Linked DNA regions of Homo sapiens: regions 2 and 3 are each linked to region 1. Evidence: chromatin contacts called from ENCODE Hi-C data. All regions are on one chromosome and are shown on one strand. Each heading gives the region's core, a stretch centred on a gene start or an enhancer-like site at or near the end of the contact. The rest is flanking DNA. Distances are from core to core; before and after follow the strand shown. Region 1 holds the start of THBD (thrombomodulin). Region 2 holds the start of NKX2-2 (NK2 homeobox 2). Region 3 holds the start of PAX1 (paired box 1).

Region 1 (3,579 bases), core at 974-3,473:
CTGGTGTGGGGTGAGATCTGATCCTTGAATGTCCCTCAGTGGCTTTTAGGGCTGGCAGGTTCAGAAGGGCCCTCTCATCACCCCCCCAGGGCCTCATTCCTTGTTTAACACTTTGCTATCACAGTCTTGAATCCTTGTAATTGAACAATGGACCCCACATTTTCACTTTGCACTGGTTTCTGATTCTGTAACCGATCCTGTCCCCCTCTCTTGTCTCATTCACTCTGGGAATTGTCCCCACATTCTGAGACCTTTCAGCAGTGCCCCAACGAGGTTCCTGCCCTTATCTGAAGCTCCACCCTCACCCCCATGGCGGCACCGCAGGCAGCCCTGCTTTTGCGTCCCGCGTAGGCAGGCTGTGCACCGGAGTCACGACCCCCTGATTCAGCCTAGGCAGCCACAGCTTGACTGCTCCCGCCGGACAAGCCCTACTGTGCTATCTGCCGCTCTTCCCTTCCTCTTCCCAGGGGGTCCGCGTCAGGGGAGGCGCAGCTGTGTGCATTCCGGGAGCTTCAGACCCCCGTGTCCAGCAGCTCCTTCGTTTCCTGGGTGCTGGGGCGGCCTTCCCAGCGAAGAGCTCAACTCAGCGGGACGTTTGGAGGCTCTCTGCCCCAAGGCGCTGGGGAGTGTGCGGCGGGACAGTCGTGCTTGCCTTTTTCACTTTCAGAGTGTCCACGCCCCACCCGTTTGGTCACTGCAGGTCAGTCCAGTCCAGCCCGGCCCACCCCACCGGTGCGTGTCTGTCGCACGTGGCAGACGCCATACTCTCTGTTCTTGTTTAAAGCCCAGGATCTACTGGGCCCTGGAGGCAAGAGGTGAACGCAGCGGAATCCACGCTGAGCTGCCCGGGAACGGAGCTTCCAACCCCAGAAGGAGGACTCTGTGCTCCTACACCTTAACCCTTTTTAGCCCGAAACTTCTCCAACTTCCTTGGCTTTGTTTAGAGCTCGACAGCGCCGCCCCCTGGCGCTCGTTGTGAGGACAGTAGAGGAGAGAGGCAAGGGTGTTTTTAAACAGTTTGCCTCTCACCATTATGGGGGCGACCCGAGGGGGAGACCCACTCTTCCGCATTCCCGGTAAGTGAACCACCGGAAGAGGTCGAAAGTGACGGATTCCCATGTCCTCCTCCAGCCCCCCCCCCACCCTGCCCATCCACAGGACGGTGGCTCTTCAGTGCCCTTTGCCGAGCAAGTGGCGTTTCTATGCACGTGGGTATCAATTCGGACTCTGGACGAAATGGAAACCTCCTTAGCCGACCCGGGTGGGATCAGCTGGGATCCTGCGCGCTCCCCTGGGGGGTTGCCAGCCACTCTGTTGGGGTGCAAGAAGCACCATCCTTCGGAAGCTGGGCCGAAACTGGCCAGGCTGACTCGCTCCCACGCGCCCGCCCCTACCCGGCGCCGCAGCAATTCACCTGCCACCGCCTCTGAGCCGGGTCCGGACTTCGGCGCCCTGACAGTGTCCCCGCGACTTCCCCACCCGATGAGATGGGGTCTGGCGTTGGCCAGTGCGTGTCCAGGGACTCGCGGGTCCCTGGCCAGCCATGGGGCAGAGGGCGCTGGTGTTAGGCCAGTCTTCCCCACCCTGCCCCGTCACCCCAGCCACACCCACTGTCCTGTGAGGCCAAGCGCGCTCCGCTGGTTTCCTGAGCCAGGCACCTTGGCCGCGGACAGGATCCAGCTGTCTCTCCTTGCGATCCTGTCTTCGGGGAAGTCCACGTCCTAGGCAGGTCCTCCCAAAGTGCCCTTGGTGCCGATCACCCCTCCCAGCGTCTTGCAGGTCCTGTGCACCACCTCCCCCACTCCCCATTCAAAGCCCTCTTCTCTGAAGTCTCCGGTTCCCAGAGCTCTTGCAATCCAGGCTTTCCTTGGAAGTGGCTGTAACATGTATGAAAAGAAAGAAAGGAGGACCAAGAGATGAAAGAGGGCTGCACGCGTGGGGGCCCGAGTGGTGGGCGGGGACAGTCGTCTTGTTACAGGGGTGCTGGCCTTCCCTGGCGCCTGCCCCTGTCGGCCCCGCCCGAGAACCTCCCTGCGCCAGGGCAGGGTTTACTCATCCCGGCGAGGTGATCCCATGCGCGAGGGCGGGCGCAAGGGCGGCCAGAGAACCCAGCAATCCGAGTATGCGGCATCAGCCCTTCCCACCAGGCACTTCCTTCCTTTTCCCGAACGTCCAGGGAGGGAGGGCCGGGCACTTATAAACTCGAGCCCTGGCCGATCCGCATGTCAGAGGCTGCCTCGCAGGGGCTGCGCGCAGCGGCAAGAAGTGTCTGGGCTGGGACGGACAGGAGAGGCTGTCGCCATCGGCGTCCTGTGCCCCTCTGCTCCGGCACGGCCCTGTCGCAGTGCCCGCGCTTTCCCCGGCGCCTGCACGCGGCGCGCCTGGGTAACATGCTTGGGGTCCTGGTCCTTGGCGCGCTGGCCCTGGCCGGCCTGGGGTTCCCCGCACCCGCAGAGCCGCAGCCGGGTGGCAGCCAGTGCGTCGAGCACGACTGCTTCGCGCTCTACCCGGGCCCCGCGACCTTCCTCAATGCCAGTCAGATCTGCGACGGACTGCGGGGCCACCTAATGACAGTGCGCTCCTCGGTGGCTGCCGATGTCATTTCCTTGCTACTGAACGGCGACGGCGGCGTTGGCCGCCGGCGCCTCTGGATCGGCCTGCAGCTGCCACCCGGCTGCGGCGACCCCAAGCGCCTCGGGCCCCTGCGCGGCTTCCAGTGGGTTACGGGAGACAACAACACCAGCTATAGCAGGTGGGCACGGCTCGACCTCAATGGGGCTCCCCTCTGCGGCCCGTTGTGCGTCGCTGTCTCCGCTGCTGAGGCCACTGTGCCCAGCGAGCCGATCTGGGAGGAGCAGCAGTGCGAAGTGAAGGCCGATGGCTTCCTCTGCGAGTTCCACTTCCCAGCCACCTGCAGGCCACTGGCTGTGGAGCCCGGCGCCGCGGCTGCCGCCGTCTCGATCACCTACGGCACCCCGTTCGCGGCCCGCGGAGCGGACTTCCAGGCGCTGCCGGTGGGCAGCTCCGCCGCGGTGGCTCCCCTCGGCTTACAGCTAATGTGCACCGCGCCGCCCGGAGCGGTCCAGGGGCACTGGGCCAGGGAGGCGCCGGGCGCTTGGGACTGCAGCGTGGAGAACGGCGGCTGCGAGCACGCGTGCAATGCGATCCCTGGGGCTCCCCGCTGCCAGTGCCCAGCCGGCGCCGCCCTGCAGGCAGACGGGCGCTCCTGCACCGCATCCGCGACGCAGTCCTGCAACGACCTCTGCGAGCACTTCTGCGTTCCCAACCCCGACCAGCCGGGCTCCTACTCGTGCATGTGCGAGACCGGCTACCGGCTGGCGGCCGACCAACACCGGTGCGAGGACGTGGATGACTGCATACTGGAGCCCAGTCCGTGTCCGCAGCGCTGTGTCAACACACAGGGTGGCTTCGAGTGCCACTGCTACCCTAACTACGACCTGGTGGACGGCGAGTGTGTGGAGCCCGTGGACCCGTGCTTCAGAGCCAACTGCGAGTACCAGTGCCAGCCCCTGAACCAAACTAGCTACCTCTGCGTCTGCGCCGAGGGCTTCGCGCCCA
Region 2 (3,579 bases), core at 335-2,834, 1.5 Mb after region 1:
GGGGCGAACGAGCATCAGGTAGCCAATCTACACCCCTGCACCCCCCCCCCAAAAAAGTTTTAACTAGAAGAAGGGGTGGCAAATGCGGCGTGGTCTTTTCCAACCCCAGCGCCGAGGAGGAAGTGCAAGTCCCGGGAAAGTTCAGTTCCCAGAGCCGAGAGTGGCTGGAAACTTCACACTAACCTGACTTAACCTGGAAACGTGGAGCGCGTACTCCGAACGCACCCAAGGCGTCCAAAAAGAGACCACACTAAAGAACTCGCGTGGGAGAAGAAAACTGGGGAGAAAACGAGGCATCGTCGGGCCACCCAGCGACCCCCCTCCCCCGCAGCTTTCTGGGTCTTCACCCAGGCTGGAGACACAACCCCCACCCCCACCCCCGCAATCCCGCCCCGCCGCCTTCCCGCTGCTCCACCTCTAGCCAGAGGCTGGAGAGGGAGGGGGCCGGAGAGGGAGGGATAATAGAGGGCAGGAAAGAGCAGGGCCGTCTGCCCTTTCCTCCACCCGGGGAAAGAGGCCCGCAGAGCCCAGAGGCAGCAGGGCCAGGGTCCGACCCCAGACGAAGTTGGAGCTCCTCACTCTTACCCCGCCCTCCCCGGGACCGCCCGCAAAGCAGAAAGTGAACTGCGCGTCCTCCTTGGCCGCAGAGAGGTGGAGGCGGGGGGTTGGGGGTGGGAGGTGGGGGGAGGCGGAGTGAAGGAAATAAATGAGTCTTTAGCAAATAAAGGGCGGCTGGAAGGGGGCGGGTCGCTTGGTGGTGGCTCTGGCCGGCCCGGAGCGGAGCTCTCTCCTGGGTTTTGGGCTCTCTCGCGGTTAACTGGAATCAATTACTTGCCTTGTCATTTCTAGCACTCATCCTTAAGCCTCAACCAAAATATTGACCTAGGAGGCTTACAGAAGTTGGGCTCTTGCCATTTGAACCGGATCTTGTTTAGGCAACCACCAACGATGGAAAGGAGAGATTTCCGCAGCTCGGCCTTCGCCCCCTCCCCCTTTTCCAAAGGCGCCACAAATCGCCAATTTTCCGGCTTGCCGGGGGTGGGCGCGCGGGGGCGGGGAGGTAGGAACCGGTGAATGTTAAAGAGGATTTTTTCCCTCCTCCTGGTTTCTGTTTTGTTTTCTCCCCTCCTCCTCCCCACCCCCACCTTTTTTAAGATGCAATTTGTTAAAACGGCCCTTTCAAGTGTGTGGACTCGCGAGCGACGCGGTGGCCCTTTGTATGTAAATACTGGGTTTAAAAAAAAAAAGGCTCGCCCCGTCTTTGCAATTAATTGACACGTTACACCTCTCATCTTGCTCTAGAGGGCCGTTGGCTGGGAGCGCGGAGCTCCCCAAAACCCACAATTTCACATCTGCAAATACTGTCTTCATCCACTTGACTCCCAAGACCCGCCCACACGTGGCCAACCTTTGCGTTTTTAATGTCTCTTCCCCCTTTTTTCCACCCTTCTCCCGCTCCCTCTCTCGCTCCCCCTCCCTCCCTCTTTCTTTCCCTCCCTCCCTCTCTTTCTCCCCCTCTCCCCGCCTCCCCAGGTTCGTGAGTGGAGCCCAGCCTTATATGGACTGATCGCTCGGGCAATGGCCCATTTTTTCCTCGCCACCAGCCGCCACCGCGCGCCGAGCGGCCGCCGGAGCCCGAGCTGACGCCGCCTTGGCACCCCTCCTGGAGTTAGAAACTAAGGCCGGGGCCCGCGGCGCTCGGCGCGCAGGCCGCCCGGCTTCCTGCGTCCATTTCCGCGTGCTTTCAAAGAAGACAGAGAGAGGCACTGGGTTGGGCTTCATTTTTTTCCTCCCCATCCCCAGTTTCTTTCTCTTTTTAAAAATAATAATTATCCCAATAATTAAAGCCAATTCCCCCCTCCCCTCCCCCAGTCCCTCCCCCCAACTCCCCCCTCCCCCGCCCGCCGGGGCAGGGGAGCGCCACGAATTGACCAAGTGAAGCTACAACTTTGCGACATAAATTTTGGGGTCTCGAACCATGTCGCTGACCAACACAAAGACGGGGTTTTCGGTCAAGGACATCTTAGACCTGCCGGACACCAACGATGAGGAGGGCTCTGTGGCCGAAGGTCCGGAGGAAGAGAACGAGGGGCCCGAGCCAGCCAAGAGGGCCGGGCCGCTGGGGCAGGGCGCCCTGGACGCGGTGCAGAGCCTGCCCCTGAAGAACCCCTTCTACGACAGCAGCGACAACCCGTACACGCGCTGGCTGGCCAGCACCGAGGGCCTTCAGTACTCCCGTAAGTAGCAAAACTTGGCTGCCGAGGCCGTGGTCCCCTCCATTCCTGCAGCCGCAGCCCGGGTTGGACGCTGGGAGTGAAAGGGGAAGGGGCCATGTAAGCCCGGACCCCCTCACTCGGATCCGTAGAAAGATTTTTAACACCTGTATAGGATGTCCTCTGCCCTCCTCTTCAAGCCTCCTTAGTTCCGGGAAAGAACTTGGTCTCCAAAATTTTTTTCAATGCGAGAAGTTAAGGAGAAAGAGGGAGAAGGGCTATACCTCCCAGGGGCTGGTATATGATGTCAACCCGGACCGATGGCTCCAGCCGCAGCCCCCGGACTCCGGCCGCTGGGAGGGACTGGCCTGGCGCCCTGGAGGTAGCCAGCGAGCCTCGTCCGGGTACGGGTGGAGGGTGGGGAGGCTTCGGGTGGCCCGGGTATAAATAGCTCACCCTGCCCCCTGCGCGATCATAGAGGACGCTTTGTGCAGTGCAGGGGGTGTCTAGAAGGCCCGAAAGCAGAAACGAAAGCCCCCAAAAACCTGCCTTAAATGGCCGAGCCGATCAATGCTGGGATTGTGGGGTATTTCTTTTAAAAATCTGCCCACGTCTCGCCGGAGAGGAAACCGCTTAAGGGCGCCGGAGCCCTTAACCCGCGATGATCTTCAGTGCCACTTCCCCCCCCAAATTCTCACCCACACTATGTGAGCCCCTTGAAAGGCGAGCCCCTAGCCCCCACTCCTACGGATTTCCCTCTTTACCCTGGGAGGTCCCGACGTCTTCGTCAGGCGTAGAGGAAGGCAGGGGTCATGGCAAAGGCAGCGGGGCTGGGCTGCCAGGCGCGGAGGTCCAGGGTCGCACGGAGGATCCAGGGTGCTCCGAGTCTGGTGCAGGCTGCGCGCGGCCTCCAGACGCCTGACGCGCTTCTCTCTCCCCCTCCCCCCAGTGCACGGTCTGGCTGCCGGGGCGCCCCCTCAGGACTCAAGCTCCAAGTCCCCGGAGCCCTCGGCCGACGAGTCACCGGACAATGACAAGGAGACCCCGGGCGGCGGGGGGGACGCCGGCAAGAAGCGAAAGCGGCGAGTGCTTTTCTCCAAGGCGCAGACCTACGAGCTGGAGCGGCGCTTTCGGCAGCAGCGGTACCTGTCGGCGCCCGAGCGCGAACACCTGGCCAGCCTCATCCGCCTCACGCCCACGCAGGTCAAGATCTGGTTCCAGAACCACCGCTACAAGATGAAGCGCGCCCGGGCCGAGAAAGGTATGGAGGTGACGCCCCTGCCCTCGCCGCGCCGGGTGGCCGTGCCCGTCTTGGTCAGGGACGGCAAACCATGTCACGCGCTCAAAGCCCAGGACCTGGCAGCCG
Region 3 (3,579 bases), core at 466-2,965, 1.3 Mb after region 1:
CCTTAGATTTGGCAACAGGGGCTTGCATACTTTTTGCAAGAATGAAAAAGCACAATTTCAGGCCTCCAAATTTGTGGTCGGCGATTGCTCTTCTATTTGGGAAATATTTTCCATATTTGTCATAAAAAGTTCAAGATGTCCGAGGTCTCTTACAAAAGGCCCAGGACCCCCAGCCTCCCTGGCCAGTGTGGAGCCCTCCCCTGAGCCAGAACCGGTCCCGGGAGGAGAGCGAGTGTGAGTCCTCTCCTGCAAGCCTGCCCGCCCCAGGTTCTGCCCCTTAATAGAAGGCTACGGAGGCCGCCACAACTGACCTGTTTGCTCCATAAACGTCCGGATGCCCAGGATGTTGCTGACCGAGTGTGCCGAGGGCCATGAGCGCGGGATGCTGACGTGGCCCGCCGTGCCCGGGACCCCGGGGTGGCTGCCCATCTTGGCGCCCGTGGGCGACACGGGACTGGGGTAGGGGTACTGGTAGATGTGGTTGTAGGGCAGCGTAGGCTGCGACGGCGGCTGCTTACTTGCCTCGTACGGTCCGGGCTGCGCCAGGCTGCCGATCTTGTTGCGCAGGATGCGGCTGATGGAGCTCACCGAAGGCACATTGTACTTGTCACAGACGCCGTCGGCCAGCAGCCGGTCGCGGATCTCCCAGGCAAAGATGCCAGGGTCTCCTTGCTTGTAGTCCCGGATGTGCTTGACCACGTTGGGAGTGGTGACGCGGGGCTTGCTCCCCCCGATGGCCCCGGGCAGAATGGAGCCGGTCTCGTTGTAGCGCGCCAGGATCTTGCTCACGCAGCCGTGGGATACGCGGAGCTGCCGACTGATGTCACAGGGTCGGATGCCCAGCTGCGCCAGCTCCACAATGCGCAAGCGGATGGCGTTGGGCAGGGGGCGGCCGTTGACGAACACACCGCCCAGCTGGTTCACCTCGCCATACGTCTGCTCTGCGGATGCGCCAGACAAGAGTGAGCCGGAGGGGGAGAAAACACCCGGCGGGTTAGCCAAGGGTCCCCACGCGGAGCGAGGGACTGCACCCAGGCGCACTTCCAAAGGTGACCTGTGGGTCCCCAGACAGCTCGGAGTCCAAGGGCAAACCGCCTGGGTCTGGCTTGGAGTGGGCAAGGGCGCAGAGGAGCCGCGGAGTGGAGCGCGGCGCATTGTAGCCCTCCGTGCCCTTTCGCGACTTTTAGCGCGTCTACTTGGAACACTCCCTTCCCAGACTTGCTCAACTGCCCCCTGAAGGCTGGGGATCAGAGGAGAATGCAGCTTCTCCAGGACCCAGGACTGGGTCGCCCAGGGAAAGCGGACGAGAGGGAAGGGAGGCAGGCGGACCCGACCCACCTCATCAGCCCTCCCGAGCCCTGCCTGTCGCCCGCCCCTTACCCATAGCGAGCGGGCCGGCCAGCTGCCTGGCGCCGGGGTGGCCGGGGTGGCCGGGGCTGGGCCCGGCGCAGTCCGGGAGAGCTTGGGCGCCGCCGCCGCCGCGTGAGAGGCATAGAGGGAGGGCGCCCGAGAGCCGAGAGCCGCGGCGGCCCAGCCGCGGGCTGGAGACGCGCTGTGCGCGGCAGCGGAGCGCGCTGCCGCCCGCTCCAGGGCCTGCCGCCGCCGCTGCTGCCCCCTCCCAGGACACTCTCCACGCCCGCGACCCCAGGCCCAGGGTGAACTTCATCCGATTGGGAGAAATTCGTCTGACCGGGAGGCTGCAGCGTGCGGGAATCAATTTGACGTGTCCTCCACGTCAATCTCGGCAGTCACGCCGGAGACGCGCGAGTTGGCAGCTCATTGGTTCCCGTCACTGCGCCCCAGCGCCCCCCTCCCCGCCCTGAAACTCTACCCCCTCCTTCTATCCTCCCCCCTCGGCCCTCTTCCACCACCCCCCCGGAACCCACCCCTCTACACACACACACACACACACACACACACACACACACACACACACGTCCCAACCCCAGCTGGGCCTGGGACCTTCCACTGCTCTGAGCCCCTTTCAGCCCCCTTCCTCCTCTAGCTTTGGGAATGAGGGGGAAGTCATCTCAAATTGATTAGTGTGTTAGTACTAGTACTCGTTTTCGTTTTGGTTTTAGTTTTATTTCCGCCACCATTAATAATAAGATAGAGAATAAAAGTTTATCGTGGAAAGGTGTTTCGGGTGTGGCTCTCTCTACCTCCCCACTCCCGGGGCAGCGGCCGGGGAAGGGTGGGATCAGTACCCCAGCTGGCTGGGAGTGTCAAGGTGAGCGTCCAGCGCGGTGCAGGGCTCCTGTCAGGAAGACACAAGGCGGAACTTGTGTCCCATTCCTGGCCAGGTCCTCAATCCTTCTCTCAGGAAATCTTCACGTTTAATAGCCAACCACTCTTGGAATAGTGGGGGTGATTTCGGTGATGCGAGAGGGGCACGGTCCAAATCCTGTCTCCTACAGCCAGGCCCAGCCACCAGAACTCATCCCTCTCCAAGCAGTGACAGAAGGGGCAGGAGGCAAAAGGATCCCGATCTGCTGCTAAGGGGCGCATAGATCCGGCGCCCTCCTGTCCCCAAGCGCGACCGGCGGGAGGCCAAATGCATAGCTCCAGCTCTAGGTCTGAAGGACAAGTTCCTTTCTCCCTGGCGGTGGAATCTCGCACCACTCTATCCCAGGTGGCCTGGCCTCGTCTTTCTCCCAGCACCTGCAGCTTCAGGAAGTCTCTGTTAAACCACAGAATGGTCATTTCTCCTTCATTTAAATGAGGTTTTGCGCAGCCCTGAATTATTCACCCCTGAGATTGAACATCAACAATTTCTCTGTTTCTACCCTGCACCAAAGCAGTTCTGAACTCCCCAACCTGTGCAGCTAACTGTGTCCGGGAGCCATGCGGTGAGGGCCAAGAGGAGGAAACTCGTGGTTTTGAACATGAACTGATTTGAGGGGGTCAGGATCTGAGAGCTCTGAGGTTGAGCCCAGTAAGCACCAAAGGCATTGGGCTGAATGTGCTAGACCAGGAAGAGGGCATAGGGGAGAGAGTAGGAACAGCCGAGGTTTCTGAGACTCCCAGCGCTCCCCTGGAGGAGAGAACCCTCTTCCCCTCCCTCCTGCCCACCCCAAGGGTCTAGCTCTCCTTAGCCACCCAGAGTTGAGTATGGCGCCAGCGCGGTGACAGTGGCTGAGGAGCACATGGACCCTATCAGCCCACCCTGGGGAGCCATGGCTGCGGAGGCCCCGACCCCTTTGCCTCCGCTGTAGGGCCAGAGAGCATCCCTGGCTCCTAATCCACCTGTCTAAATGTATCTGTCAGGAGTGACTGGCTCATAATTCCTGGACTCTCTAGAGAGAGCACGCGGTGGGGCCACAGACAAGAATTACTCCTGGAAAAAGAAAAATCAGGTTTAAAAGAAGTGAACTCTTCCTCTCCGGCGGCATGAACACAGTACAGTCTCTGGCTCTGGGAGGTCCTGGAGACCTGGAGGAGGTTTGAGGGTCAGTGCACTGGCAGGAGGGTGCGAGAGTGGGAGCAGGGGAAGCTATGTAGAAGATTAGGCCTGTCCATGACAGCGTAGGTTTGGAGTAAGGAACAGGGAAAGGGAATGGTTTGGATTAAAGTGGGCAC

The links. Hi-C counts contacts between places; a loop is a spot of excess contacts on that map. Pooled maps may share reads with other maps.
Region 2: a map with no recorded cell type shows a loop between it and region 1 (18-fold over the local background). The contact joins the promoter of NKX2-2 here to the promoter of THBD in region 1. A Hi-C loop is called at or near these places in 4 of 37 single-sample maps with no recorded cell type and 6 of 50 pooled maps.
Region 3: a loop to region 1 is called in a map with no recorded cell type, with 8 times the contacts of the local background. The contact joins the promoter of PAX1 here to the promoter of THBD in region 1. A Hi-C loop is called at or near these places in 2 of 37 single-sample maps with no recorded cell type and 6 of 50 pooled maps.

The regions. Positions count from the first base shown.
Region 1 is chr20:23,048,316-23,051,894 of GRCh38, reverse strand. It overlaps THBD (thrombomodulin), which reads left to right and starts at 2,223. Exons shown (of 1, transcript NM_000361.3): 1 at 2,223-3,579. The coding sequence starts at 2,391.
Region 2 is chr20:21,512,069-21,515,647 of GRCh38, reverse strand. It overlaps NKX2-2 (NK2 homeobox 2), which reads left to right and starts at 1,584. Exons shown (of 2, transcript NM_002509.4): 1 at 1,584-2,237; 2 at 3,163-3,579. The coding sequence starts at 1,979.
Region 3 is chr20:21,703,800-21,707,378 of GRCh38, reverse strand. It overlaps PAX1 (paired box 1), which reads right to left and starts at 1,715. Exons shown (of 5, transcript NM_001257096.2): 1 at 1,381-1,715; 2 at 312-941. The coding sequence starts at 1,666.